Regions from separate parts of the Homo sapiens genome. Here region 1 is linked to region 2. The links are chromatin loops, found by intact Hi-C in ENCODE. Cell type or tissue: mammary epithelial cell. All regions are shown on one strand. Links, peaks and the distances in the headings refer to the core of each region. The heading gives the core; the rest is flanking DNA.

Region 1 (16,118 bases), core at 4,136-12,135, 1.7 Mb after region 2:
AGATCTAATTAAACTAAAGAGCTTCTGCACAGCAAAAGAAACTACCATCTGAGTGAACAGGCAATCTACAGAATGGGAGAAAGTTTTTGCAAACTACCCATCTGACAAAGGGCTAATATCCAGAATCTACAAAGAACTTAAACAAATGTACAAGAAAAAAACAAACAACCCCATCAAAAAGTGGGCAAAGGATATGAACAGACCCTCCTCAAAAGAATTCATTTATGCAACCAACAGATACATTACAAAAATGCTCATCATCACTGGTCATTAGAGAAATGCAAATCAAAACCACAATGTGATACCATCTCAAGCCAGTTGGAATGGGAATCATTAAAAAGTCAGGAAACAACAGATGCTGGAGAGCATGTGGAGAAATAGGAAAGCTTTTACACTGTTGGTGAGAGTATAAATTAGTTCAACCATTGTGGAAGACAGTGTGGTGATTCCTCAAGGATCCAGAACTCGAAATACCATTTGACCCAGTGATCTCATTACTGGGTACATACCCAAAGGATTATAAATCATGCTGCTATAAAGACACATGCACACGTATGTTTATTGCGGCGCTATTCACGATAGCAAAGACTTGGAACCAACCCAAATGTCCATCAATGATAGACTGGATTAGGAAAATGTGGCACATACATACCATGGAATACTATGCAGCCATAAAAAAGGATGAGTTCATGTCCTTTGCAGGGACATGGATGAAGCTGGAAACCATCATTTTCAGCAAACTATCACAAGAACAGAAAACCAAACACCACATGTTCTCACTCATAGGTGGGAATTGAACAATGATAACACTTGGACACAGGGCGGGGGACATCAAACACCAGAGCCTGTCGGTGGGTTGGGGGCTGGGGGAGGGATAGCATTAGGAGAAATAGTTGATGGGTGCAGCAAACCAACACGACACATGTATACCTATGTAACAAACCTGCAGGTTGTGCACAGGTACCCTGGAAATTAAAGTATTTTAAAAAAATGTATCTAAGTAGACACTTTAAAAATATGCAGTTTATTATAATATTTTCTGTTATATAATTATATATTATAATTGCTTTATTGAAGTATTACCTCGGTTTAAAAAATAGAGATAACAAAAGACACACAATGTTGCAATTTGCTTTTAGGCAACTTATATGTTTTTTCTAATGTAAAGTAGGTGACAGGCACAATTAAGGTCAGTCTTACTAAACAAAATGCTCAGGGATAAAAAGAAACTCCCTCGTTGTTCAACAAATGAACATATTACTAGATTATCTTTCTTTTCATATTTCCATAGTGTTATCTACAAAGTTTCTGAAAGATAACCATTGACTTAAGATGGTAAAAATTGATATTATAAATTTAAAAATGAGTTATTGTGTAAGTTTTGTTATCCTTTTCAAGTATTTCTTTAAATTTTTTTTTTTAGTTTATACATGTAGGGGGTAAAAGTATAGGTATTTTACATGTGCATAACGTGTAGTGGTAAAGTAGGGGCTTTTAGTGTACACATCAGCCAAATAGTGAACGCTGTACTAAATAGGTAATTTTTCTCCCCTCACTCCCCTTTCGCCCTCCCACCTTTTAGAGTCTCCAGTGTCTATTATTTCAGTCTGTATGTCCCTGTGTGTCTATTGCTTAGTTCTCACTTGTAAGAAAGGACATGCAGTATTTCTGTTTCCGGGTTATTTCACTTAGGATAATAGCCTCCAGTCCCATCCTTGTTACTGCAAAAGACATGATTTTATTCTTTTCTATGGTTGAGTAGTGTTCATACATATATATCACATTTTCTTTATCCATTCCTCTGTTGATGGAGACTTAAGTTGATTCCATGTCTTTGCTGTTGTGAATAGTGCTGCAATAAACATATGAGTACCGGTATCTTTTTGGTACAATGATTTATTTTTCTTTGGGTGTATACCCAATAATGAGATTGCTAGATAGAATGTTAGTTCTATATTGAGTTCTTTGAGAAATCTGCATACAGTTTTGTATAACAGTTGTACTAATTTACATTCTAACAGTGTACAAGCATTCCCTTTTCTTTCTTTCTTTCTTTCTTTCTTTCTTTCTTTCTTTCTTTCTTTCTTTCTTTCTTTCTTTCTTTCTTTTTCTTTCTTTCTTGCTTTATTTTGAGACAGTCTGTCTCTGTCACCCAGGCTGGAGTGCAGAGACACGATCTTGGCTCAGTACAACCTTTGCCTCCCTGGTACAAGCAATTCTTGTGCCTCAGCCTCCCAAGTAGCTGAGATTACAGGCGTGTGCCACCATGCCTGCCAGGCTGGTCTCGAACACCTGCCCCCAAGTGATCCACCCGTGGCCTCCCAGAGTGCTGGGATTACAGGTGTGAGCCACTGTGCCCGGCCACCTTTTCTTCACATCCTCACTAACATCTGTTGTTTTTTGACTTTTTAAATATAGCCATTCTGACTGGTATGAGATGGTATTTCACTGTGGTTTTAATTTGCATTTCTCTAATGATTAGTGATGTTAAGCATTTTTTCATATGTTTGTTGGTCACTTATATGTCTTCCTTTGGAAAATGTCTGTTCATGTCCTTTGCCCACTTTTTAATAGGATTATTTTTTTTTCTTGTTGAGTTGTTTGAATTCCTTATAGATTCTGGATATTAGCCCTTATGGATGCATTGTTTGCAAAAAATTTTTTCCCATTCGTAGGTTGTCTGTTATTCAGTTGCTTTTATTTATTTATCTACTTATTTAGTTACTGCTGTGCAGAAGTTTTTTAGTTTAGTTCGTTCCATTTGTCTTTTGAGGACTTAGTCATAAATTTTTGCCTAGGCCAGCATCCAAAAGAGTTTCTCTTCTAGGATTTCTATAGTTTCAGGTATTGGATTTAAGTCTTTAATTGATCTTAAGTTTTATATATGGTGAGAGATAGCAGTCCAGTTTCATTCTTCTGCATATGGCTCTCCAATTTTCCCAGCACCATTTCTTGAATAGAGTGTCCTTTATCCAGTGTAAATTTTGTTGACTTTGTCAAAGATCAGTTGTTTTTAGGTATGTGCCTTTATTTCTGGGTTCTCTATTCTGTTCCACTGATCTATGTGTCTATTTTTATACCAGTCCCATGCTGTTTCAGTTACTATACTCCTGTATAATTTGAAGTTAGCTAATGTAATGCCTTCAGCTTTGTTGTTTTTGCTTAGGGTTGCTTTGGCTATTTGGCTCTTTTTTGGTGTCATGTGATTTTTACAATTGCTTTTTTCTAATTCTGTGAAAAATGACATTGATAATTTGATAGGGACTTTATTAAATCTGTAGATTGCTTTGGGCTTTTTGATCATTTTAACAATATTGATTCTCCTAATCCATGAGCATGGGATATTTTTCCATTTGTTTGTGTCATCTACGATTTCTTTCATCAGTGTTTTGTAGTTCTCCTTATGGAGATCTTTCACCTCCTTGGTTAAATATATTCCTAGGTATTTCATTATTATTTTTAGCTATTATAAATGGAATTGCCTTCTTGATTTGGTCCTCAGCCAAATTGGTATTGGTGTATAGAAATGCTAGTGTTTCTGTACATTAATTTTGTATCCTGAAACTTGACTAAATTTATTTATCAAATCCAAGAGTTTGTGGTGGTATCTTTAGGGTTTTCTAGATATAAAATCATATCATCAGTGAACAGGAATAATTTGACTTTCTCTCTTCCAGTTTGGATGCGTTTTATTTCTTTATCTTGCCTGATTGCTCTGGCGAAGACTTCCAGTAGTATGTTGAATAAGAGTGGTGAAAGTGGGCATTCTTGACTTGTTCCAGTTCTTAGAGGAAGTGCTTTCGACTTTTTCTTATTAAGTGTGATTTTGGCTGTGGGTTTGTCATAAACAGCCTTTCTTATGTTCAGGTATGGTACTTTTATGCCTAGTTTGTCAAGGATTTTTATCATGAAGGTATGCTGAATTTTATCTTTTAAAATTCATTTATCTAATGCGTTTTCTGTGTCTATGGAGATGATCATATGGTTTTTGTCCAAATTCTGTTTATATGATGTATCATATTTATTGATTCCTTTTCAAATATTTAAAAATCTCTAATTGGTTTAATGCAATTTCTGTCTTAGTATTATTTAAAGGGGAAATGGTTATTGATATATTTTTTAAATGCTAATAATTTCAGTGCCCATATTTCAAAGTCAAACAGATCTCAATTTGGATCATCACTTTAATCATAGGTAGAGTCTCCTCTACCTATGATCAATAAAAAAGAAAAAAACGATTCCTATTTTTTAGGGTTTTCATGAAGAGTAAATGTGGTAATTCATATAATACACTCAACAAATGTTAGTTCCCGCTTGTTCTTCATAAGCATATTTTTCTAGTCCAGTAAATAATCTTCTATATAAATCATAGAATGACAAGTGGGATAGTTTCTGGGAACCTTAGAGGGTCTGATGAGGCCTCCCTGGGAATCTTAGAGGGTCCGACGAGGCCTCAAATTTGAGATAGGTGGCATAAGGGCCCACACATTCAAAGAGAGAAATTAGACACATTCCTTTCAAGGTAGCCACACTGGTCCAGCAACCAGTGCCCACCAAAAGCCTAGCAATTCATTTGATAGCAGATTTCTTTCATGGAATCTGAAGGGTAGAGAATCACTGCAGATACACAGACCCAAGGTACAACCAGATCACAATGCAGTGTACAGTAAGAGTTCTTACAGAAACGTGACACGTGTCCCCTGAAATTTGGGAGCACAGAAGCTGGTGCCTGGATGAGCCTGAACACAGGAGGATGTCTTGAGCTGCCAGCAACATCAGGGCCAGCATGCAAAACAGCAGAGGGCCCACAGTCTTACATAGCTGTAAATATTCTGAGTTCCAATTGAACTAGTAACTTCTCATAGCAAAATAGGAATTGCTTTCATGAACCAAAGACAAACATATATATATACCTACAAAATGGAAAAGGAGTTTAAGGTTTTATTATACTTTTCATATTGATGAAACATTGTTTATGTAATTCAAACATATATGGATAAAAATATGTTAAACATGTTACTGCTATCAAACCATGAATCCTTAAGTGGCTGTAGCTGGAGGCAGAAATATTTGAATATGTTATTCAATTCTTTGGAATAAAATTGTGCTCATTTCAGCAGCATATATACTAAACACTGGAATAAAATTATATTTGAAGGTGGGGTACTTACTTCCCTTTATTATAAATAGTATTTGTTCTGTATACAAGTATAGGTAAATAAAACCACAGAGAGTAATATCATTGAACTAATAAACTATTAGTTTAGTTGAATCACATACTTTCTATGATCAAAAGCTATTATCTTTTCCCAAAACAGTTAAATACTTCTAGTGCCTTGGGATAGACTGTTACATAAATCAGCCAAAGATAGCCTCTGTATATTAGCCTCAAAGTTGGTTGTTTCTCCACTGCAGGCTGAGACCCATTAGCTCAAAAGCCCACTGACACCAAACTTAAATTTTTACACATCCAGTTATTTTAAAAATAGCCTGACCAAGAAAAGTTTAGCTGCTTAGAGCCTGTCTGCTTTGCATACCCCGCAAAATCTCACCCAGCAGCTGTTACCTATTCATAAGACAGGGCCGTGTAGTTATAAGGCCTCAAGCCAAGCTGGGCTCTCTGACCCAGAGACTCTATGTAAGCTTCCTCTCCAATCTCTCTCTCCCTTGTCCTCCTCCCTCACCAGTAAGGCTGTGAGGGACTTCTCCTCTCATGCAACCCTGGCCAAGCACCAACAAACTTGTCACTGCCTCTCTTGTGGACATCCTGTTCCTTGATCAGCCCCATATCCCTCGACCCCCTACATAGACTAATTACAAATTCAGTGAAAAATTATAAGATGCTGCTGATTATGGTTAAGATATAACTATAGAAAAGAAAAAATTTGTGAACTGCATCTAAAATTCATTAATTGTAATCTGAGACTATTAAGAAAAGTTGTGAAATTTTATATGGATTCAAAAGATGTCAATCTGGGATAGGCAAAGAAATATGTCTCAAACTTAAAAAAATTCTTCCTATTTCCACATGCATTCAATAGGAATGGACCATCATCTTGATTCTCTCATTTACTAGTTGTGGGAATTTAAACAAGTTTTTCTTTTTGAAGAAAACTCTCTCTGAACTTCCAGTTCTGTTCCAATAAAATGGAATTAGTCGTGCTTATTTGCAATGTTATTGTGGGTTACTGTGAATATTATTTGAGATAACAAGTGTAAGTCACCTGCCACATAATGGGTTTTCAAAGTTCGTTAGCTCTCTACCCTAGACATGATAACAACACGTTTTCTTGAAAAGAAAAACTATCACTAACATATATAGGAAGTATTTCATTGATCTTTACAAACAGTATTTTCAGGAGTAATTTATTAAAGAAAAAGCTAACATTCAAAAGGCAGAGATGGCTCAAGTCACTCGCCTGTGAATAAGGCTATTCTTACTGTTCCCTGTCCTTGCCTTAAAAGAAGTTTTTATAAAACAAGTGAGTTGAAGAGTTTCCTTCCTGCTTTCAGCACTACTGTGGTTTCATTTGGAAGACAATGTGGTCTAGTGGGAAGACAGAACAAGGATCTTGGAGCCAGCTGATTCCAACACAGTGTAGAGGAGGCTAGCCACAAAGTCACCAACCTGAGACCCCAGGCAAATCCCTTGACCCCCCAAGCCCCAGTCAAACCCATGACAACCAAGTAAAATGTGCTAAAATCTGACTCTCTTTTCCTGAAAGGAAGGCATCTTTTAAAGGAACCAAAGTGCCTTGAGAATTTTTTTAATAGTGTCTTTCAGAAACATGAATTCTGAATGAAGTAGCAAAAAAGTGATAATATGAATGATAATATGTATGATTCCAAATACCGGAATCCATACAGATGGCAATTTCTCCACATCCTTTATTGCTAAATATTTGGCTTAAGCTTCCATTATGCCAACCATGGTAAATGCTGATGTCTGAAGTGTTGATTCAGAAAAATAGGTATAAGGGATTTCTTACATACATGAAAGAACTCCCTTTCAATCCAAACTTTTACAAAATTTGGGCCAAACAATAGTCTCCATTTTGCTTAGAACCTCACATTGAACTTCAGAACATTTTTAAGATTTTTGTTCTAAAAGTATCTAATCCAAGGCAAAGAACTGGAGAATATTTGTTGTAGAAAAAAAAAGGAAGACATCATTTAGTCAACATGTAGTTGCATAATGAAAGAGGTCTCAGGATGCCTAGCTTCTATATTAATTTATATTTCATTCTAGACCTCAAATAACATTTGGATCAGCTTTTAAATCCATCAAGCTGTCAAAACATACATACACACATCCAATAAGCAAAAATCTCTGTAACACATGCCCAAGGATCTAATGCCACCTAAAGGCAACTGTAGCTAATTGCAAAAACAAAACAAAACAAAAAAAGGATATATGACAAGATATTAAAACTTTTCTCCCTGGATATAAACATAAATGATATGTTCTTAGCTTAATACATTCCTATGTTGCTTACAGACAATACCTACTAAAGTGAGTGACAAATTTAGCATAATCAATTTTAAAATACAAATAGCTACTCAGGGGCAAAATCTGTGTGTTTGTGTGTGTATGTGTTCAGTATTACAATAAATCAAATAAATACAATTAAAACTAGGGTAGAGTCTTTTTAAAATTCAATGCTGAATAGCCAAAAGGTGAAAGCAACCCCAGTCTCCATTGAAAGATGAATGGAAAAACAAAATGTGCTATATACATACAATGAAATATTATTCAACCCTAAAAAGGAAGGAAATTCTGACAGATGCCATAACGTGGATAAACCTTGAAGGCAATTAATTAAATAAACCCATCACAAAAGGAGAGATGTGATTCCACCCATATGAGGTACCTAGAGTAGTTAAATTCATACAGACAGAAAGTAGAAGGGTGTTGCCTGTGGTCGTGGGGAGAAGAGAAAGTTAGTGTTTCATGTGGACAGAGTTTCAGTTTAGGAAGAGGAAAAAGTTCTGGAGATGCATGGTGATGATGGTTGCACAACAATGTGAATACACTTAATGTCACAGAACTGTACACTTAAAAATGGCTAAAATGGTAAACATTATGTTACCATATGTTTATGGTATATTTTACCACAATAAAAAAATTCAGTGCTGATATGAGAAGGATGAGATGCACTAACATATTGCTAATAGAAGTAAAAAGTGATGCAACCTTTCTGCAAAATGTGACAATTATGGAGCAAGAAAATTTTAAATGCTTATATCATTTGATTAATTAATTCTATACCTAGGACTCTAGCCAAAATATATATATAACAGAGATACATTCAAAGAATTATGTCCTAGGATGATCATCAAAGTCTTATTTATAACAGAAAAAAATAGGCCGGGTGTGGTGGCTCCCGCCTGTAATCCCAGCACTTTGGGAGGTAGAGATGGGTGGATCATGAGGTTAGGAGTTCAAGACCAGCCTGGCCAAGATGGTGGAACCCCATCTCTACTTAAAATACAAAAAAAAAAAAAAATTAGCAAGGTGTGGTGGCGGGTGCCTGTAATCCCAGCTACTCAGGAGGCTGAGACAGGAGAATTGCTTGAACCCGGGAGGCAGAGATTGCAGTGAGCCAAGATCGTGCCATTGCACTCCAGCCTGGAGGACAGAGCGAGACTCTGCCTCAAAAAAAAAAAAAAAACAGAAAAATAGAAAACAATCTACAAATTTTGTAACAGGAGACTATAAAACTAAATTGTAGAAAAGCCATATGGAATTGTTACAATTACAACCATATTTATAAAGAATAGTTAATGACATGCAGCATTAAATGGAAAAAGGAGATTTTTGTGTATTTTATCAATATTCTCTAAGTATTTCTCATGGCTAATTGGAATAAGTGTGTACATATATTTAACAATTTGTAACGTGAGGAAAGAGTTGAATTAACTTGCTCTTTGAAATATATCAGGAGGTTATTTTACTAAACTAAAGCCTCAGAACAACCCATGATCACATTATACTAATAGCCAAAACTATATTCTGTTTTAATTTAATGAGAAATCTGTTGAGAATGTTTAAGAATTTTTAAGGGTTATATTGAGATATAATTATCTTTTATTTTACAAAAAAAAATTGAATTTATTCAAAATTCACATCATATCTACCACTGTAAGAATCCATTGTGAGTGGAAATGTAATAGGCCCTTAACAGATTAAATACAATTTATTTAAAACCATCAACTCTCTCCAGCTACGCTTAGACTTCATTTGAACTTAAATGACATGATACAACTTTTAGATGAACAGAATGCTTGTTCTGTCACAACAAATAAAATAAGCATTTGTCTCTATGCCAAAGATAATGCTTTAAAACGTTGATTGCAAGCCAGATGCACACCTATAATCCCAGCTACTTGGGAGGCTGAGGCAAGAGGGAGGATCACTTGAGCCCAAGTGTTCAAAGCTGTTCTGTGCCATTATCACACCTGTGAATAGTCACCGCACTGCAGCCTAGGCAACACAGTGAGACTTTGTCTCTAAAAGCAAATAATTATAATAAAATAAGTGTTGATGGTTTTATTCAATCCAGTAACATTTACCAGTATGATATAGGTATTAGAGCTATAGAAGTGATGGCAACAGGAGGAAGCCAAATGCCCAGGCAGATAGGGGTGGGTCCCCAGTGAAACCACCTTCAAGCCAGAAACAGCCTGAAGGCTGAAAGACCAGACTGCTGGTTACAAATGAAATCCACAACCCAGAGAACTTCTATTTCTGTTTGCCTGCCCTTTCCCAATTGATTCTTTCTGAATAGTGCATTTTAACCAATCAAATATTGCCTTTCCCAATACTACCTATGGCCTGCACCTCCCCATTCTGATCCCATAAAAGCCCTGGACTCAGCCATATACAGGGCACTTTCCTGTCTTAAGGTAGGAGGACAACCCCCACATCTCCTCACCCCTGAAAGCTATTTCAACACTCAAGAAAACTCCCCGCCTTGCTCACTTTTCAGTTGTCAACATATTCTCATTCTTCCTGGATGTGAGACAAGAACTCGGGAACTGATGTGCAAGCAAGACTTGGCCCAGACGGGCCAAGTGAGCAGGCCATCTCCTGCAGCAGGTAGCATGCCCTGAGCAAGGCCCAGGCAGGGGCATCACCAGCCAGAGGTCCTTGACTGGCAAAGGGACTGAGAAAAATCCTGCATCAGGAGTTAACACAACAGACAAAAATCCCTACTTTTACAGGATTTACAATCTAGTGAGGAAGAGAGAAAATAAAGGAAATAGATAAGTAAAACAAAAAGTATGTTAGATTATGATAAGTGCTTTGGAAAAAGATAAAACAGAGTAAAAGAATACAGAGTACTAGAGGGGAGTAAGTAATGTGATGAGGAAAAGTGACCTTTGAGGAGGCATGAGAAAATCGAGGGATGTGTGTGTGTTAGCCCATTCTTGCATTGCTATAAAGAAATACCTGATGCTGGGTGCTTTATAACGAAAAGAGGTATAACTGGTCACAGTTCTGCAGGCTTTACCGGAAGCATGGTGCTGGCATCTGCTTCTAGTGAGGCCTCAGGAAGCTTATAATTGTGGCAGAAGGTGACCAGGAGTAAGGCATGTCACATGAAGAGAACAAGAGAGTCATGGGGGGAAGTACCACACTCTTTCAAACAACCAGACCTCACATGAACTCAGAGTGAGAACTCACTCATCACCAAGGAGATGGTGTTAAGCCATTCATGAGGGAATCACCCCAGTAACCCAAACACCTCCAACCTGGCCCCATCTCCAATACTGGGGATTACATTTCAACATGAGATTTGGGAAGACCAATATTCAAACCACTTCACTGGAGATATTTGGGTAAAGGGCGAAGGCATTTCAGGCACACAAAAAGGAGCCTAGTGTGCCTGGGGCAGAATGCACAAGGGAAAGAACAGGGGGTCAGAGAGGTGGGGAGAGCAGGAAATCATGTAGAGCCTCTCGTAGATCATCATTAGGATTTTGGCTTTTGTTCTACAAGACTGTCCATGAAGCCTGGAAATGTAAATAATTATGTTATTTTATTTTTTACAGATTGAAGATGTCCTGGATAGTGTTATATATATGAGCCTATGTTTTCAGACTTTATGAACACCTTGAAATGAGATAGAAAGTCATTTGGAGGGACAACTGAATGACACACTTCTGGTAGGTCCAAATGTTATCCTTCCACAGGTTAGCCTAGGATGTTCCCATCGTGAAGGCAGAGGAACCAGACAGTGAGTGGAAATGTGCAAGCACTTTTTCAAGCCCCTGGTTGAAAAACATCCCATTGGTCATATCAAATCACATGGCTGAGACCAGAACAAAATCCCAAGGCAGATCATCTCATCCAGAATGGGAGGGTATTACAAAGTTAAAAGGGCATGGATATGGGGAGGGGTGAAGCACTGGGCCCAATAATGAACACAACTCCCTGAGGGAGGGAGCTGCTGTAGGAAATTCTTATTTCTCAGCCAGATGAGAGCCTAAGAACCTACACTAGAGAACACCAATGCTAGAATCTGATCCACAGTTCCTGTGTAAACCATGGTTCTCAAAGGTCAATAGACCACTGGGAGGAAGGACAATATATTAGGTCTAGCAGCCAAGGAGAAGATGAATACTCAGAAGAATCCCTTATTAAAAGAGAGTGACTGGAAGAGAGTTAAAAGTATAATAAGAACTCTTAAAAGAGTTTCATGAATAGCATGAATGAACTAGGAACTCAGCGTCTCAATTAAAAGAGATGTTTAAAGTTGAAATTCAGGTTACTGGCCTGAAGTTCAAGTGAAAGAGATCTTGAAGCAAAGAACAAAATTACAAAGAGATGAAAATCATTAGGGAAATGATAAAGGATTTGAAGGATAGATCCAGAAGATCCAACATGTGAGTAATAGGCAATCCACAGGGGAATAAAATGAAATAATGGAAAAAAGAAAATAATTAAACATAGAAGAAGAAAATTACCTTGAGCTGAAGAAACATACGCATCTGCAGACTGTAAGGGCTCACTGAATTCCAGATGGTTTTAACAAGAAAACACACATTGCTGGGCACGCTCTTGTAAACTTAAAACTTCAAGAATGATGAAAAACTCATAAAAACTTCGAGGCAGAAAAAAAATTTACTCATAAAGGAAGAAAGACAATCTGTCATTTGACTTCAAATCTACAATGTTAGAAGCTAGAAATTAGTAGAGGCCAGGCGCAGTGGCTCACGCCTGTAATCCCAGCACTTTGGGAGGCCGAGGCGGGTGGAACACGAGGTCAGGAGATCGAGACCATCCTGGCTAACACAGTGAAACCCCGTCTCTACTAAAAATACAAAAAATTAGCCTGGCGTGGTGGGGGGCACCTGTAGTCCCAGCTACTAGGGGAGGCTGAGACAGGAGAATAGCGTGAACCTGGGAGGCAGAGCTTGCAGTGAGCCGAGATCGCGCCACTGCACTCCAGCCTGGGCGACAGAGTGAGACTCTGTCTCAAATAAAAATTTTAAAAAAATTTAAAAAAAAGAAATTAGTACAATAACATCTACCCATTACTGTGAGGAAAGGGCTGACATGCTACTTTACATAGACAAAGAACAAAAACAAAACAAAACAATTGGCTAACCAGGAAATAAAGTTATATGCAGGAACACAGATAATATATTACCCTTGTATTTGATCTGAGAACAATGCTTGAAAAATAACTCTAACCAAGCAATACACAAATCAGACAAGAAGCCCTATGAGTGTTGAGCAAACAAGGAAAAATGACCACACAGCACACATATAGTTGCATTCATAGGAGAAGATTCACAGAAACAGAAATCTTAGGAATGTAGATTGTCCCATTTTCCATACATTCTGGGGCAGCACAGAGACTTCTGGCTGTGTCAGTCTGTGGGGGAAGGACCCCAACCCTTGGGCTATGAGGCCTTTTTGCTGCTCATTATTAAGGAAGCAATAGCCCCCTACTCCAAACCCCCATCCCCCATGAGGTATCATCAGAGCCTGCAACACAACAGCAATATGACAGAGCAGAAACACAGATCTAGCTCTGTTCTTCCAGTTCAGCACTATCCTCTCATCTTCTGGTATGAAATGAGTAGAGGCTGGAGTCCAAGCCTGGAAGCTATGTGATATGGTGAGTTGGTTGCCTAACTCAATACCTTAACATTCACAGTTAGGGGAGCACCAATCCATTCCCTGACATCATTAGGATGGGGGAGCTTAGGTCCAATACTTACCATTGGCCATTGTCTTATGCACTGAGCAATAATCAATTTCCATAAAACTTTTCAGGAAGCCAACTCATTTTCTAAACAGCATCCTGCAAGGGGATCAATCTTGTACAAGTTGACCCTTATCTCTTAGTGCCTCCTCCTGCAACTCTGATCCCCGGGTTTGCCTGGGGACTTCACTCTGTCGGCACTCTGTTTCAACCACAGGGCCAGTGAGGCTGGTCACTGACTTTGTAGGTTGCACTATAGATAATTAGGAATGACCAAGGGTGAACCCTAGAGTACTCTGTACCCCAGAGCACAGATAATATGTACTCAAAACAGACAGAAGAGGCCATTTGTGAGAACAGCCTGTGAGGCACACATTATCCAGTCTGGAATGTAAAACAAGACCAGCATACATTGCTTTAGTCCAGGGATACAGTAAAGGTTGAACAGAACCTGGGACTTTGCTGGCATACCTCCTTCAATGACAGGGTATCCCATGTTTACTAGGGAGAGGAAGAGCCATCCTGTGTGACTTGATCACCAATCTTTCCTATCTTTCATCTGTCATTGCTTACAGACCCAGAAATAGAGTCAGATCACAGCATGCTGTGGGGGAGAATTGCAATCTGATCCAGGTGCAGATAGCCTATATACCAAAAGAATTGTCAAATCTTGCCAATTTTCATCAGAATGAGCCCAGGTAAAATGTTTAAAGATAGTTTCTTTTTTTTTTTTTTTTTTTTGAGATGGAGTTTCGTTCTTGTTGCCCAGGCTGGAGTGCAATGGCGCAATCTCAGCTCACTGTAACCTCCACCTCCCAGGTTCAAGCAGTTCTCCTGCCTCAGCCTCCCACGTAGGCGGGATTACGGGCATGTGCCACCACGCCCGGCTAATTTTGTATTTTTAGTAAAGACAGGGTTTCACCATGTTGGCCAGGCTGGTTTCAAACTCCTGACCTCAGGTGATCCACTGGCCTCGGCCTCCCAAAGTGCTGGGATTACAGGCATGAGCCACCATGCCTAGCCTAAAGATAGTTTTTAGGGTGCTAGACCAAAGAGAATGGAATTTAACACTGAATCAAGCCAAATTTATCTAAGGGTGCACTTATTCAGTATATAAGATTTGGGGTACGTAAGTGGGAAATGGCTTAGCAGTGTCCTTGGTTGATTGGCTTAAACTTGTATTCAGTAGAGGCCTACCTTCAATGAAGTTAACATACCAGAACTTCCCTTCAAAATGTGGAAGAAGAAATTTTAAAAGCTTAGGGGTACGAGAATGTTGGAGTAGATTAATTCTATGAAACTCACTCGCCCTTTCCCTATTTTCCTTATTTGCTACTTCACTGAGAAAATGCATTAGCAAAAGGTGCACCAGCATCTTGGAAAAACCTGGTGGTGGCTGTTCTTTGTTGACTGGGTAGGATGCTGGAAGATGCTGCCATTGGGATGAGCTCCACAACTTGAGTGGGAATAATTGGATCCTGGCATGACCTAGGCCAGGTGAAAGCTCTTAACTATCAGAAACAAACTGGATGCAATTACCAGAATGAGCAGCAACAGGTACACAGTGACAATGAGAGTATTTTGACACCAAGGGATCTGTGGTGGTGGCTAACTGAACAAAGTGTTCTTAGGAATGAAATAGATGGCAGCATACTAACACATTTGATCTATACCATCAGAAATATTCTAGAAGTGAGGAGCTGAAACCTTACCTGATCACTGCAAAAGGAATTCATAGCCTCTCACATTTCCCAGATCTAAGCCAATTCGACAGCTTGGGACCCTTTGAAAGGGAGAGTGGGGTTTTTTTTCTTTTTTTCTTTTCTTTGTTGAAACGGAATTTTGCTCTTGTCACTCAGGCTGGAGTGCAATGGCACGATCTTGGCTCTCTGCAACCTCTGCCTCCTGGGTTCAAGCAATTCTCCTGTCTCAGCCTCCCAAGTAGCTAGGATTACAGGCACCGGCCAACATGCCCGGCTAATTTTTGTATTTTTAGTACAGATGGGGTTTCACTATGTTGGCCTGGCTAGTCTCGAACTCCGGACCTCAGGTGATCCACCTGCCTTGGCCTCCTGAAGTGCTGGGATTACAGGTGTGAGTCACCGTGCCCAGCCAGGAGTATGGGTTTTATCAGGAAGGATCTGAAAACACTGCCTGCTTGTACTAGAAATCGTCCTTCAAACCTACCCCGTGAGATCTGCAGTCCTTTACCAGGATGACTGTGCACTGGGAAAAGACAAGTATCCAAATTTGGGGGAATTCATAGATTTGAGTTGATGCTAATCAAATTTGAGTTGATGCTAATCCCTGGGAAAAATCACTGTGATCCATCATTCATTCAGAATGGGGGCTTATAGAGGTCAGGGGGTTAATGGAGTTTGGGGCTGAGACTATGTCACAGTGGGCCCAGTGGGCTCGCAGCCCCATCCTGTGGTTATATCCTCTGTCTCTGGATATATCTCTGGATAGTTGAGGTAGACATACCTAGCAACTGCAGAATCTCACATGCAACTACTCATAACTCAGAGTACAGTGGAGAGGGGAGCAAAAAGAAGATATTCGGTACAGCCTCTTTTCTCACCCATCGTGGTACTTGATTGCATACAAAGTGACCATAGCAGTAGGGATAGAGTCAATCATAACAGGGACTTCAATAACAGAGACTTCCCTTAACAAGGCTGATCTGACTATAGCCACTGCTGGGTGCCCAACCAGCCAACAGCAGAGGCCAACACTGAGTCACTGATAGGGCACATTTCCCAGAGGAGACCAGCCAGCTGTTTTGTGGTAGGTAGACAATAGTGAGCTCCTTCCATCACAGAAGGAGCAAATTAAGCACTTACTGAGGATATGCATTGGTCCTCAATGCCTGCAATAAATCTCCCAATACCATCTATGGGT
Region 2 (16,118 bases), core at 3,931-11,930:
AATGGCCACACAGAAGTACAAAGGATAATAAATTCTTACCATGATAAGGAAGGAGAGAAAACAAATTAGAGATCTCAAAATTTCAGAAAGCAGTTGAAATATTACTATGGAAAAAAATGATATTTTATAATGATAAAAGGAGTTGGCTCATCAAGAGGACATAAGCCTAAATGTTTGTGCTTCTGATAGTAGAACTTCAAAAAAACATTAAACCAAAACTGATAGAAAGAAGAGGAGAAGTAGAAAAACCCATAATTTTTGTTGGAGATTCCAACATCACTCTTTCAATAGCTGGTAGAAAAACCAGTAGGAATATAGAAGCCTTGGACAATGCCTTTAATCACCTTAAGTAATTGACACTTACAGAATATTCCACCAAACAACAGTAGAATACATTATGTTCAACTGTGCATGGAGGATTTATCAAAGTAGATTATAGTCTGGGCCATAAAACAAATTTTAACATGTTTAAACAATTTAAATCCTTCCAACTGTGTTCTCCTACAGGAATGAAATTAAGTTAAAAATGATAGCAGAAAGAGTTTTGGAAAATCTTCCCGAATTGGGAAGCAAGACAACATACTTCTAAATAACCCCTGAATCAAAGAAGAAATCACAAGTCAAATTAGAAAATATTTTAACTGAATGAAAAAGAAAACACAGCATGTCAAAATTTGTGGGATACAGCTAAAGCAGTGCTTAAAAGGAAATTTATAGCATTAAAATGCTTGTATTAGAAAAATATAAATATCCAAAATTAATTTTCTAAGTTTTCATTTTCAAAAACTGGAAAAAGAAAGCAAATTAAACTCAAAGTTAGTAGAGAAAAAGGAATAGTAAAATAAGGGCAGAAAGCAACCAAAAAACCCATGAAACTAATGCTGGTTCTTTGAAAAAAAATTGATCAACCATTCGTCAAACTGATCAGAGAAAAAATAGAAGACACAGTTTACCAATTTGGGAAATGAAAAGGGACATATTACTACAGATTACACAGATATTAAAGTGTTACTAGGAGATAAACTTTATGCTGATAAACTCAACGACTTAGATGAAATGGCTAAATTTCTCAAAAGACACTGCCAAAGTTCACTTACATAGAAACAGATAACAGAAGAGATTTATATTTATTAAAGACATTAAATCTATAGTTAAAAAAACTTCCTACAAAGAAAATTCCAGCCCCATGTGGCTCCACTAATGAATTCTACCTAACATTAGGGGAAGAAATAATGACAAACTCAACACGAACTCTTCAAGAAAATAGAAAAGGAAGAAACAGTTCTCAACTAATTCTCTGGCAAATAATATGATTAAGCAGCTGAAAGATCTTCATGACAATGTTAATATAAACCTATCACATGTATTAATTAGGGTTAAGGAGATGATCAGGAAACTGAGATTTAAGTGTATTAAGTATATTCTTAAGTGCAGAAAAGTAATATAGCACATGCTATATATATGTTATTTGTTGAATATAAAATATTAATCTAAAAAAATAAAACCAGTAATATTTGCAAATCAGTTGTCCTAAAAACTTTACCCTGAATTGAAATGTTCCTTTTATTAAATGCCAAATTTTCATGTGTGTATGCATATACCTATACACATACATGTACATATATATTCTGTTATATTGATTTATTTGCCTTTTCTTATATTAATGCCACTAATCTTTTTATCAATATAGTTGAAATGCATTCTTATATTTGGCAGACAGTCCCTTTTGTTCCAAATGAGAAAGTTTTTCTTGTATATTCACTGTTTTATATGAATTTTAGAATTATCTTGTCAAGAGTTGGGGAAATATCATTAAGCTTTTATTGGGATTGTGTTAAGTTCATATGTTATTTTAGGAGAACTGACATTATTAAAATACTGAGTCCCACATTAACAAGGACCTTTCATTTCAATGATGTTACATAATAGCATTGACAGCGGCGTCTCTTCACATTCCTGGCTTCAGTGAAGACTATTCTAATGTATCCCAAAGAGAAAGCCCTTTGCCATAGGTTTTTTAATAGATACACGTTACCAAGATAAAGAAACTTTTTTTTAGTTTCTATTTTTCTTAATCATGTGTGAGTGTTGAACCTTGTGAAATAATTTTCTAGCACCTACTAGATTATTTAAAGTTACTAGATTTTCTATTTTGAACTATTCTTCCAATTCTGAGATAAACTCTACTTACGATGGTTTCGATTTATTGACTTCTCTGTGTGTTAGTGTGCACGCGCGTGTGTGATTTTTGTATCTAAATAATAATGATATTGAGCTACGATTTTAATTTTCTTATGCTACAGTTTAAGGTTTTGTAAAATTGGCTAAAGAATTTTTATCTTATTCAATTAAAAGTGAGGGCAAATTAAAAATTTTTTCAGATAATGCAAGGACCTAGAAACATCTCTTCCTCTGCAGTCTTTCTGGGCCCTCCCCCAGTGAAAGAAATTACAATGGTTACTTGTATTTTGTAAAATTGACTAAATAATTTTTTATCCGTTTCAATGCTCTAGCACATTTTGGATGAAATGGGAATTTCTTAGTATTGAAAATTTGGTAGAACTCCCATGTAAAACAGAATAGTTTCTCTCCTTTGGTGAGAGTAGGGGTCAGGGGAAAAGGGGTAGGTAGGTCTTGTAACTGGTCTTCTAAATCTTCTCCAGCTATTGTTATTTTAAAAAATAAGTGCCTATTTATGTAAAATTTTATATTTACTGCAATAAAGTTTAACATGATATTTTCTAATAATGTTAAAGCCTCTTCTATATTTCTTGAAATATTCTCTGTATCTTGGAGGGAGTGTAAAGATAATGATGGCTAATAATACGGGGTCTAGGGTTGGACTGCCTCTGTTGATGAACCAGCTCCATCACTCACAGGTGTGTGTGATCTTCAGCATGTTAATTAAACTCTTTGTGCTATAGTTTCCTCATCTGTACAATGGAGATTAAAATGATAGCACCTATCTCATTAAAAATGTTGTCAGGTTTAAATAGGCTAATTACATGTAAAGTATTGAAAACAGCACCTGGCACATCATTAAGCATATAGTAAGAGTTAGCTGTTACTATAATTATAATTAGAAGCTTTTTCCGTTCGTGCTACTATGTTTAGTGACTATCTGTTTTTGTTTTTCTTGGTTATATTTGCACAGATATCTTTTTCTTTTCACATAACCAGTTCTTTCATTTTATGTGTCAACTTTTTGGTCTCTCTTTTATCATTTTATTAACTTACTGTTAATATTTTCTTCTCAGATTTTTATTTAGTATTATTTCATAATATTTGTTTTGTTAGGGTTTTTTTTTATCATCCTGAGTTGAAAGCTAGCTTCTTCACTAGTATGAGTTGCTCCTGTTTTTTAGAAAATGCACTTAAATCTATAGCCTTCTTTTTAAATACGGTGATAACTTCTTCTTTCTTTCAATTCTAAATATGTGAAAATTTCCATAGTGGTTCTGCATTTAAGCAAAAAATAAATTTGAAGTGTATTTCTAAATTTGCAGTGAGTAGTTTTTGGTGTTTTCTTTCTTTCTTTTTTTTTTTTTTTTTTGTAGGGGATCCAGGATTGGGAAGTAAATCTTTACTCATGCTTAGTAAGTGTGTCATGGATGTATATCCATGGATGTGTACTAAATGTATCAATTTACAAAATTCCTGGTGTGACCAGTACATGGTCAGGTTTTATAAATATTTCTTTTTTTGACGAATAAGTATATATTCTGTATTTGTTTGATAGATAATTATATAAAAATCTCTCAGAATCTAAATATTAGTGTGAGGCTGTTATTTCAATCAAGCTAGGCAATTACTGTTGAAATACTTCTCCCTCTACTTTATCTGTAAGTTTCTGAAAAAAATTAAAATCGATGTCTTCTCATTATTCTGTTAATTTTATGTATTTTTAAGCTATATTATTAGGTGCATTGTTTCCCACCTGCTATATTTTTCAGTAAATTGATCTGTTTATAATAATATCTGATATTATTATGCTCCTTTAATTTTTTTCTGCCTGAATTCTATTTTGTTTAATACTAATAATATTATACAAGCTTTCTTTTTGTTGGTATTTGCATTATTATATGGTAATACAAAAGAAAAATATTCTTGTTCTCCGCCTACTAATCTATTTTATACTTTTTTAAAAAAGTTTAAATCCAAGGCTCTTTTATTTCATCTTCTTGCAAATACTTTCTTTTGTTCTTGCAATGTTCTTATTGATATACTTTTGTATGTACTAATTCCATATTCTTAGTTATAACTAGTAATTTTCTAAATGTTTAGATAGGTGCAATAAAATTAATATGATATTCAGGAAAACAAGATCTTTATATACAAGATCTTTTATATATACACAGATGTTTTCTAGCCAAAGCATTTTATTATGTTCTGGAAGTTTATCATATACATATAGTCTGTGAAAACTCCTGGCTTCACTGTTCATGTGCGCAGCGCACACTTACTTTGCAACGGTAATTAAAGAGCACATAATATGAAAGATTTATTTACATGACTTACAGTTCGGTAGTTATCTTTTAAGCATTCAAGTTTGATAGGGAAATGTATTCTAATTTTATTTTTAGATAAGGGGAAAATCAAAATATGTTGAGTCAAATGAGGAACTATTTCTATAATAGAAACTTAAAAACCCAAAGAAGAAATGAGATCAACTGCTGCTCTTAAGTAGTCAGAACTTGACATTTCTCTTAAGGTATTTCTCACCCAAGACATATAGAATATATATAATTTCTCACCCAAGACATACAGATTTCTCACCCAAGACATATAGAATATTTATATCTAAAAATATAGAACTGGAGTCATCTTAAGAATCATTTGGTTTCTTTTTAAAAATTTTATCAAAAAAGGGGCTCAAGAGAGTGTAGTTAATGGAGTACCAATGATTGATTTGTAAAAGATAAGTTTTATAAGTGTATATACTTTTTTCTCATGACAAAATATCATTACTTCACTAGAAGACATGCCATAGTAAGAGAAATACACATGCAGTTTTTGTTATTTACCCCTACACTATCTTCCATTACATTACTGAAAAGAGCATGAATAATGTTTTGTTTTCATTTTTAATTTATGTGATTTTTTTCCCTTTGTATTTTAAACGTTATATTTCTCTTAAAAACTTGTCATGTTTACAACTCAATGTATACTATTTTTCTTGCCATTATTTTTAATATGTTTAAAGTATTATAGGGAAATATATGTTTAGAGGGGGCAACATTAGAATATATATGACGAACCTATAGGTGTAAAGAATTGATTGTTTTACCTTTCTCAGAGAAAGCTCCTCATGTAGTTGTTTAGTATGAAAGGTTTTTTCTTGAAAAGGTTAAAAAAGTTCTAATCAACTTTTGTACATTATGTAGAACTTCATTTTCTAAACTCTGCAAAAGAAAGTTTCATATTTAATGGGGAATCATGAATTATTCCATTTATTATCTACTTCCTCCTTTCAAAGACATGATCTGGATAAAAGGCGGGGTGAATAATTTCAAAAAATACAATACATTTTTAATGGGAAGGTGCAAACTACAGATTCTCATGACTATTAGCAAGTGTAGAGGAAACAGAATTTTACTTGCAAAACTTGTCAAATTCTTGCAAAGATAAAATGTATGACATACTTTAGTAAAAAAAAATGCAGTGAGCTGAAGTTTTCTTTATAATGCAACTTGTTTTTACTAAGTTTGTTCTTTATATTCTCCAGCTTTTCATTTTTAATAAAAGTTTGATATTTCCCTGAATGTATATGGGAAGTTGATAGTTCTTTTATTTATAATGCTGTGTAGAAAACTAAAAGAAAATTTTAAATGATGTTATTTGAGAAAAAGTTTTCCAAACAATAAAATTTCAAAAAATGTGGAGGGTATCATAGAATTATGTTTCAAAAAACAGAGTGTCAGTGTGAAGATGGGTGGTTTTAAAAAGAAGAACACAACAGAGTGAATATCATATTCTATGGAGTTTTTTGTTAATAGAAATTATAAATACAAATTTAGACAAAAATGATCATTTGATGAGTGAGTATGATGATATTTACATGTATATTTAGTCCACTCTTTGTAGTCCTGTGATATGAAGCTCATTTTTTGTTTCCCTCCTCTTTTCCTCATGTTTCTTCTTGTTATATTAGGACACATAATACACCAGAATTGTATTACTTATTTGAATTTATTTTGTATCATTATAACTCAATTTAAAAGCTAAGATTATTTCCAGGGTTTATTTTTCAGCTTAGGTTTAACTGGTTTTTCTATAGTAGAGAAGTACAGTGTAATCTGAAAGAAAAGAACAAGAATCCATATGATTTGCTGCAGTTAGCCAAAGGTGTTTGGAGTCGTGTTGTAATCCTGGCTTGAAAATACTGTCCCTGAAAAATTCTCCTTTAACACTCATTTAATATCTTTCCATGTGGAATCTTTGGCTTAAAATTTTTCTACACAAATTATTTTGTATAAAGTTTGAATTTCTCAAAGGAGTTTGGAAGTAATAAGACTTTTATCAAAATTGCATATGTAATTAACCTCATATAAGGAGCTTTTCTTCCAATCCTTTTTTACCAGACTACTAGAGAAGTTTTCATTAAAGGCAGTTACTTTTTGTGAGATCAACAAATGTTTCTAAAACAAACAGTATTTTTTTAAGTCTTAAAAATGTGTATGTTTGAGGTTTTTCGATAAAGAAAATGAATGATGCTGAAGTGCTGTGCGACAGCTACCGTGGGTAACTATTTTGGTAATACTTTCTATTGTCTGATGAATAGTTTATCCATTCCTGGTTGATAACAATTACTGTACTTGAAATATTTGATTAAATGGGAATCACTTGAATAAATAACTTTGAGCAAGTGGGCACATAAAAAATGCCTTTATGTTATTAAGGAAATTATCTAAAGTTATTGTAAAGATTATAGTCCTGTACTATTTGCTAAATAAGCATGCTTTCCTCTGATATTTGTTAATAATCATCAATGAAAATATAGTTTGGTTTATAAACATTTGTTGATCTCACAAAAAGTGACTGCCTTTAATGCAAAACATCAGTTCTATCAAAATAGAATCTGTGAAATAATTTCTGTCCCATTCTACACAAATATTTCATAACTTCTAAAATATAATCACCCATGTTGAAATGAATTCTTATCAGGCTATTGAGAGAATCTTTACTGATCAAATTTTTAGATATTTTTATTATTCGTTGAGTTATATTAGTGATAGTACTATTTACAAAATGCCAGAGGATAAACTTTATTCCTTAATTATTACTAGTTTTTTTCTTAAAAAATAAAGGTTGAACTTAGGTTAGTTTTTTCAAAATAGCATTTTTCAATTTGTATATATACTTTTAAAATGTTGAAATTCTGACTATGCTTTTCTTTATTATTAATAGATAAAAAATCCAAAAATACAAAGCAAAACTTGCATATGTAACAGTTTCGTCTAAAGTTCAAATTAGTAAACGCGTAACTGTTTTGATAATCACATAAAAATTCTATTCCATAAAATGTTCTGGGGGGCAGATTTTATTTATGTATTTAAAATTGTTAAATTGGCCTATCTACCTAAATTGAGTCTAAATCAAAACTGAAACAGAATGCTATATTAATATTTATATTCTGACTTTTTGGTAATATTTTTATATTGCTTAATTTTTTCAGTTCATATAATAAAAGATGAAATCATTTATTTGGATAGCAATTCTAAGAAATTTTTAGAAAAATTATAAATTAATATATTGCATTAGACAATCTCTTTGGAATGAAGCTAAAATGTTATGTGACTCTTTACAAGGAGAATTTTATATAATTTTTATATATAATTTTATATAAATTGTGTATCATATAATTTAATATAAGTAATATAATATAAAATTTATATAATGCATAATTTTATATAAATATATAATATATAATTTATATAATATCTAATTATATATTATAAATAATATATAATGTATATAATATCTAATTGCATTTTATAAAAATTACATATAAATTATATAAATTTTACAGCAATATATAAAATATATAATGGTAAAATATAAGCATATCACAATATTTATACTTTCAAATTATATTTTTAATCTCTCAAAGTGAATATGGTCTATAAATTCTGCAAAAAAATCAAGATCATTATAATGGCTGTGATATTTAAATTATATGATTAGTCATAACATAATATTATAAAAAGAGCTTTTTAATTAAAATATGTTAAATTATAATACATTGAAATGATTGTATTGTGTTCATTATATGTTCAATATTCTTTAAGGAGGTTCTGAAATGTTTAGAGGACATTAATAACAATGTTCATTTTAATGATGAATTCTAGTTGTAATGACTATAATGAAAAATTCTTCTGATCCAAGTATAATAAATTCTACTTTTTGAGATGTTAACATGTAATAATTAAATTAAATCATATAGAAAATAAGCAGTAGTCATATTATTTATGATTGGTGGATGTATGAGATACAAAATGATTTGTTTTAGAGAATCCATCATAATTTAAAAGTGCTTTATATATATATTTTATTTGGATTAATAAAAATTTCTCATTAAATATGTGAATGTTTAAGTATAAAATATTTTTCTAATTTTTCCAAAAATAAGAATTGGATGCTTTGAAAACTGTTAATCTATGGTATGCCACCTGCCCTATTTACATTTTTAACAGTTGAATATTTGTTAACTGATCTCATAGACAGCTACATGTTTTGCTGTTACCAGATGGATGAGATAGAATACCATGCATAACTTTACATTTATCTTCTTTGTCAACTTATTTGCATATCAATTAAAATAATATCTGTATTAGGATGGATAGTGAAAGTTACCAAATTTACATGATGTAACTGCAGTTTGCTAAATTTCCAGTAGATGCCCCCAGAGACCAGTCAACTCATTGGAAATCATGTAAATTTAAAGACCTTTTTATATTGAAACTTCTTTCTTGCTATATTTTGAAGTGCATGGAAAATAAATTAAGAATTCTAAAAATCTTAACTCACTAATCTTTCTTACAAAATACATATATGGCTGTTGGTAGCCCAATTCTTAATCATTGCTAATCAATACTATGACTAATAATTGTGAACAACCTAAGCATTAAGAAAAATGCTTTCAGTTTTCATTATAATTCTATATGGCTTTAAAGTAAAAAGTCATTTTAAACACTCTCAAATTTTTTGTCTTTTTAACTTCTCTCTCTTTATACATTTATATGGCTAGGAAAATGCTATATTGTTATTTTAGCTTTTGGGAAAAAATAGCATTTTTACCAAAAACTATAAAACATAAACAACTCATATAATTTTTATCAGTTAGTAGGTGTATGTCAAGAAATGACTTTTTAAATTCTGATTACGATATACATAATATCTATCTACACCGAAAAAGATAGGTAAGAATAGTGATTCACTTTATTCCAAGGAAATTATATTAACTGAAGCTATTTAAGTATTAATTTAAGTCAATGTAATTATCCCGTAGGTGATTCCAGTAACATTTATCCCTACCATATGAATGTAAAACTGTTATAACTGACACATGGATAACCCACTCGTGACTTATAAATATTAACTTAATGAAATAAAAGTATTATCCTGACTTTTGATTAGATGTTACATATCTTTTGATTTTATCTTTGTCAGATTAAATGAAAATTTTATGATCTTGTTTTAAAGTACGGTTTTTTTATTGAACCGCTTTTGAAATATTTCACTGACTGTAAAGCTTCATCTTGATTCCATAATTCAGTTTATCCTATGAAAAAAATATGTTAAATATATCAGTCATATAATTGAATATACAATAATGCCTTTGATTTTAAAAATTCACCTAATAACTTATACAAAGACCTACTTAGGTGGTTTTATATTACTTGTTAGATTTATTAGTTTAGGTGCAGAGAAAGTAAAATAAATTGTAATTTCTATTCATTGCATCTATTCATCTTTTTTATATTTATAGAAGTATATGCTTTTTATCCTTTTAAATGTTTGTCTTTGTCAGTGTTTTTCCCGTTAGAGTTTACACCCTTGAGTGGGAACCATATCCATTTAATTTGCTCTTCCTGGATGCTGCTGGCTGTCTGCTCTCTCCTTTTAAAGAGAAGGATTTTCTGGGGGAGTCACAAAATGATACTGATCTCTGTCTCCAACCCAACCTAAACATGGATTGCCATGGATAAAGAGAATGGCTTACCAATTGAAAGATTGCATCATAATTGTCAAATAACATCAAATTCCTAATCAATGCAATAAATAAAACATTGTGTGGAGGAGGAGAAGAAGAAAAAGCAACAATACATGATATAATAGGAGGCAATGTAGGGAAATGGGAAGAATTCAGAATTTGCAACCAGAGGGAGCTGGGTGTGAATTCCAACTCTGCCATTTACTATTAATAACTTGTATGGCTTTGGGCAATTCACAACCTCACTGAAGACAGGTTTTTTAATTTGTAAAAATTGAAGTAGTTCTTTATACAGTTATTGTGCCAGTTAGAAATGATGTCTACACAGTGCCTGACACATTGTGGGTGTTCTATAAATAGTAGCTATTCAAAATAGTTTAAGGCAGAATTTTAAAACACTATAATATCTCCATGGCTGTTTAGCAGTAAATTCTCCATTTCCCAGCATCTCTATATATTCACCTGCTGTGGAGTTATGCCATATTGTTCAGCTCTGCTTTCTGTCAGTCTCTAGATTTTTTAAATCTCTGCATTTTTTTAGGGAGATGTTGATGTGAATTCAAAACAATTAACAACATCTCCATTGAATGAATAATGCCCTTAAATGGCAATAAAACCCATATGAAATGCTTGACTACTTAATTTCATTCTCAAATGCATTCTCAAGCTGCATCCCTTATCTCGTTGCAGCCCCAAGTATCTGCAGTGGCAAAGATCTTCCTCAGGATACATTCAGCATGTCCACGAATGTGACAACTTTTGCTTCTGTGAATGGCACGTTTTTTTCCTGTCAGATGAACTCTCCTCATATTTCCTAATATTAAATCTCTCCATAAATTTTACCAGCATTCTCTATTTTCATCCAGTATCATGGCATCAGTTCAAGAAGATTTTTCTTTTTCTGATGCTTAAAAACAGCATCTGTTAATTTAGACTAATATTCATAAAAGTTTTTTAATGTGTAAATGAAACCAAAGCCTAAAAAGTTTATGGCCAAATGAAATAATGATTAAGCGAATAAATCTGAGTTTTGTTTATATTTCTATTTGTGTTTAAAACAATTCTCTTTCATACAGCAAGTGAACTTGGGCTATGGTTCTCTGTTATGAAATTTAAAACCTGAGAAATTCAAATCTAATGGTAGAGATTGACATTCCTTTTTTTTAGATAGCCGATTTATTTTAATAAAAGAAGATTTTCTGGTTAAAAGAAATAATTTGCAATAACTATGAAGGTTTAGATAGGAACCTATTTATTAAACCACTATAATTGTCTTTTCTTGCTCTCAAATATTAGCAATGAGGCTTAAACAGTAGCATATTTGTATGCATAGGTATGTGCGCATGTGTGTAAAAAATAGAGATGATACCAGCATAGTTCTATATGCATATTTAAATACATTTCTATTTGTAACATCATCTGTAAAGAATGATCTTTTTTAAAAATGTACTAGAAATTTTAAAAATTGATATCAGTTATATATCACAGATGTTTGAAGCTGAAAGGCATTGTGGAAATGATTGTCCAACCCCTTCTGAATCACTTAGTGTTCTTTGGTCACAGACAGCAGAAATGGATTCTGACTAAATCAAGTGGAAATGATTTTATTGAAAGGTTATGGTGGAATTTAGAGGAGAACCCAGATCAGAAGAAAAAGACCAGACCCAGCCCTCTCAAATGGACGTAGTTAGCAGGAACTACGAGAGAATCTTGTCAAGATTCTTCCAGATTGATTGAGCACCAGCAACCTCCTACACCTTTATGTTGCTTGCCTCTGGTTTCAGAATTTTGGGAGAGAGACCAGTTGGCCTAATTTGGGTCAATAACCCACTCCTTGGCTAGGGAGTCCCTGAATTTCCATGCCACCAAGACTACACACAACGTGGGATTGGTTATTTCTGAAATACTTTTAGAATGTGCCTCCTGTGGACGTGGAGCTAGATGCTGGGTGGACCAAATCCAGCAAAAGCACCTTCATCTTCCAGGTGGGGAAAATGAGGCCCAGAGTGATTTTTCTGGATTTCTGACCCTGTTGTGATTAGAACTGAGACAGCCTTCTAACTGCCCTATCTAGCATTTATTTGTATCATTTATGGTCAATTTTAATTTTTATCTATTTATAATTTTCTTCATTTTGGCCCCCAAATGTTTTCTTCACTCCTAGGAAGATCGGCTGGCCGCCAGTGCATACACATACAAAGGTGGCATTGCTTGTGTGAGCAAGATTACAACCCCTTGTCCTCTCAGGCCTCCTATGTCACCCCCCAAACTGCCTTCTAGGGTAACACGTGGAGGTCCCCTCAGGCTCCTGAAACTCCAGTTATCTGAACCTTAACTCATTATCTTTCCCCAAACCTGTTCATCCTTTCGTGTTCCCCTCTTCAGCAAATTACTAATTACCCATTACCCAATCCCAAAACCTGGTTGTTATCCTTGCTCCTCCCTTTCCTTCACCCTTGATATCCTTTGAATCACCAAGTAACCCATATTTTTGTCTCCTTAAAATGTTTTGAAATCACCTACTTCTCTCTATCCTTCCAGCTTTACCCTGGTTCCACCCCCAGCACCTCTCCTTTCCACAACCACCAGTCTCCCATCTGTTCTTCCTGCTCCCGGTTTTACCCTCCTCCCCTCCCTTCTCTTGGATCAGGTGTGAATTTCTGACTCACAGACTCGAGAATGCTAAATTGAAAGTCTTTATTTTTTTATAACTTAATTTTAATTCCTGGCCCTGAGCCTTGATCCTCCCTAGTGTAAAAATCCAATCTTGTCACTCTCAGGTAAAGTCAGTCCAATTCGGCAGTTTCTCAGGTTGTTCAAGATTCTAAAACTTCTTCCCCTCACCCTATTTTCCTACACGGAAACAGCAGCGCACTACTCGGGGCTTCAGGGGAGTAGAGTTACTAGATTTAGCAAATAGAAATACAGACCATACAGTTCAGTCTGAGTTTCAAAAACAAGAAATTTTTTTTTAGAATAAGTATGTTCTGTGCAATATTTGGGGAATACTGCTAATAAAAAAATCATTCATTGTTTATCTGATGTTAAAATGTACCTGGGCATCCTACATTTTATCTGGTAACCCCCTGGGGTAACAACATTTATTTTCAGATCTTGACCTGGAACAAGCTTGTCCAACCCAGTGCCCGTGGGCCACATGCGGCCCAGGATGGCTTTGAATGTGGCCCAACACAAATTCATAAACTTTCTTAAAAAGGCTATGAGATTTTTTTGTGATTTTTTTTTTAGCTTATCAGCTATTGTTAGTGTTAGTGAATTTTATGTGTGGCCCAAGGCAATTCTTCTTCCAATGTGGCCCAGAGAAGCCAAAAGACTGGACACCTCTGACTTCTAGGACTTTGTAATTGTCACTGCATTTGTCTGGCCAGTATCCATTCCTTCCTCCATCTTTGCAGACATAGCTCTAGTTTTGCTTGGGGGCAGCAACATGCCCAAGAGCAGGCAGGGTATTTGTTTTTCCAGACTCCTTGCACCAAGGTGAGGAGTGGGGCTGTGACAGGGTTCTGGCCAATAAACAAGTGGAAATCCGCTAGTGGTTGCAGGAATGTTTCATTTTTCCCTAAAATAAGGGATGCCAGTGCCAACCCACTTTCCCTTTTCTTCCTGTCTTGAAAGTAGACCTAATGTCTGAAGCTGTAGCAGCCCTGTAGCAACCAGTAAGGGACCAGAAGGAGGGAAAGTCAAGATAACCCCAGAGACATGGTCTTGAACTTGCCAGGCTACTGAACCAAGGCCCTCAGCTGCCTGCCTTTAGGCAAGAAAATTAGAAACCTCCATTTTTCACAGCACTGTGAGACAAGTTTCTTTTACTTATAGCTGAATGCATTCCTAGCTTATGAAGTCCTTTACATGTGTCCATCTCTGATGTACTTGATCCGTCTTTGTTCTATGAGCTCTGGAAATATGCTGACCTGAACCCTTCAGGAGCTCCCCAGTATGCTCATTTCAGTTTTAGCTGTGTCTTCCTTCAGTCCCCAGTGGGCAGCCCATGAGCAGTCATTAGGATACATCTCCTTGCTATGGCCAGATGACATTGTGACAGACTTATCAGCCCTCTCCTCCCAGTAAATTCTGGGCCACACATGATGCCCACTGGAATATTAAGTCCCTTCTCCTATACCATTCATGGGCTGTGGGCAATTACAGGGTTGGTTCTGGTCCTCTTCTGCCTAGAAGTGCTATGCAGGGACTTTTGCTGCCTTTGCATGCCCTTGCGTATAGGGAGGTGGGGAGAGGGATGTTGGTAATCCTCCCTGCCTTCAATAACCCTAGATGGGAAGCAGGATATGAGTGTTTTCTACTCTTGGCTCTCACTGCATTTCACAGGATGTTGACTTTTCTACTCTCTGAGCCCCTCCATTTGACTGGAGTGAGAAAGAGAAAGAGAACATGGCCCTCCAAGCATCTCACTGCCTTTCTCCATACTTTTCTCCTCTATCGATCGCAATTGGAGGACAGGAATAAGTAACAAGCACTATTCCTTTTCTCTTCCCCATTTCAAATATATCTTATTCTCATACTAAATGTTGGCATTTGATCTTTTGACCTAGGATCCATGTGGTCTCTTTATTCTCTTTACGAACTAGTTCTGTAACAACCTGACTGCCATATAGGGGAAGGTTGCGGTTCAGCTGGGACACTTCTTCCAGATGACTTTTGTAAAATGCAGTCTCGTCATGTCAGTTCCCTGACTCTGATCTCCAATAGCTCTACCTCCCTCCCAGCTTGGAGTCCAAACTTCTCACTGTTGTTTTTACCGTAAGATCTCTTCATGATCTGGTCCCTGCCTTTTTTTCTAAACTTCCTGTCTCACCACTCTCCTGCTTGCCACTCCTCATTTGTTTGTTCTCTACCTAAGTTGATCCAATGGATAAGAAATCCTTGGTAGATGCAAGTCTAGTCACTTTGTTTTGTTTTGTTATTTGTTTGTTTTTTTGAACTCTGTAGGTGAATCTAATGCATAATGAGGAATTGAGAAGCAGCAGTGAGATTTCACATTTCCCAGAGTATTCTCACATACCTAATTTCATTTGGTTCCTAGAGGAATCCCATGATGTAGGTAGCATATACTAATATACACAGCTTAGAGATGAGAAGACTGGAGACCCAGGGAGGTGAGGCAAAACTGGACTCAATCTTGGTGGTCTGGGCTGTTTCCACTCCACGGTGAATTTTTGTTGCCAGTAGTATCACATCATGTCGTTTGTCCTATTTTTTTTTAAAGAATATAATATAATTAGTATAAAGCTATATCTTTTGGTATCTAATTGTTCTTTTAATGGAATAATAGCCACTACACAGCTATTATCTCACAATTCTGTTTATTTCCTTTCTAGAAATTTTCGTGATTTGAAATTATTTCTCATTTGCTTACTTATTTGTTAGTCATGTTCTGCCCCTAGAATGTAAGCGTCACAAGGGTATGGAATCTATTTGGTCTAGAACAGCGCCTGGCACTTAGTAGGAAACTCAGCACCTATTTGTCGCTTGACTAAATGGAATATTCATTTGTCACTTTATCTTTTTGCATTTGATTATTGAAGTGAGAATATAATTATTAATCATTAACTTAATTCTAACTGAAAGTAATTAAAAAATATATAGTTAGTAATAGATTTCAATAAATATTTTCTGCATGAATGAAAGAATGATGAACTTCTGTAACATACAGTGAAACTACTAATATAGAGAGAATATTGTTTTGATATTAAATGGCAAGTTTTATTTTTGCTTGACTTGTTGAGGTTTTTTTTGGTGGGAGGCTGATATATCAAGTATTTTTTAATATTCATCAGTCAACTAGCTTATTTGTCCTTATCAAATGGAGCTCAGCTCTGGAACTGATATGTTTATAATGTAATTTCATTAAAATTACTGTGTTTAG

What was found. A loop is a pair of places that touch in the nucleus more often than their neighbours do. Peaks named below come from ENCODE experiments on the same cell type or tissue, not always from the same donor. Only the 100,000 strongest peaks of a DNase experiment are listed, where the experiment ranks them.
Region 1: a loop joins it to region 2, with 8 times the contacts of the local background. A loop is called at or near these places in 4 of 110 quality-filtered maps.

Annotation. Positions count from the first base shown.
Region 1 is chr4:145,207,974-145,224,091 of GRCh38, reverse strand. No RefSeq gene overlaps it. Among named protein-coding and RNA genes, the nearest start is that of OTUD4, 35 kb to the right of the region's middle. RefSeq lists an enhancer at 5,490-5,579. In mammary epithelial cell, for the core only: a CTCF peak has its summit at 7,356; no DNase peak of the experiment used is centred there.
Region 2 is chr4:146,909,448-146,925,565 of GRCh38, reverse strand. The region is part of intron 4 of TTC29 (tetratricopeptide repeat domain 29); the gene reads left to right. Among named protein-coding and RNA genes, the nearest start is that of TTC29-AS1, 16 kb to the left of the region's middle. In mammary epithelial cell, for the core only: a CTCF peak has its summit at 8,894; no DNase peak of the experiment used is centred there.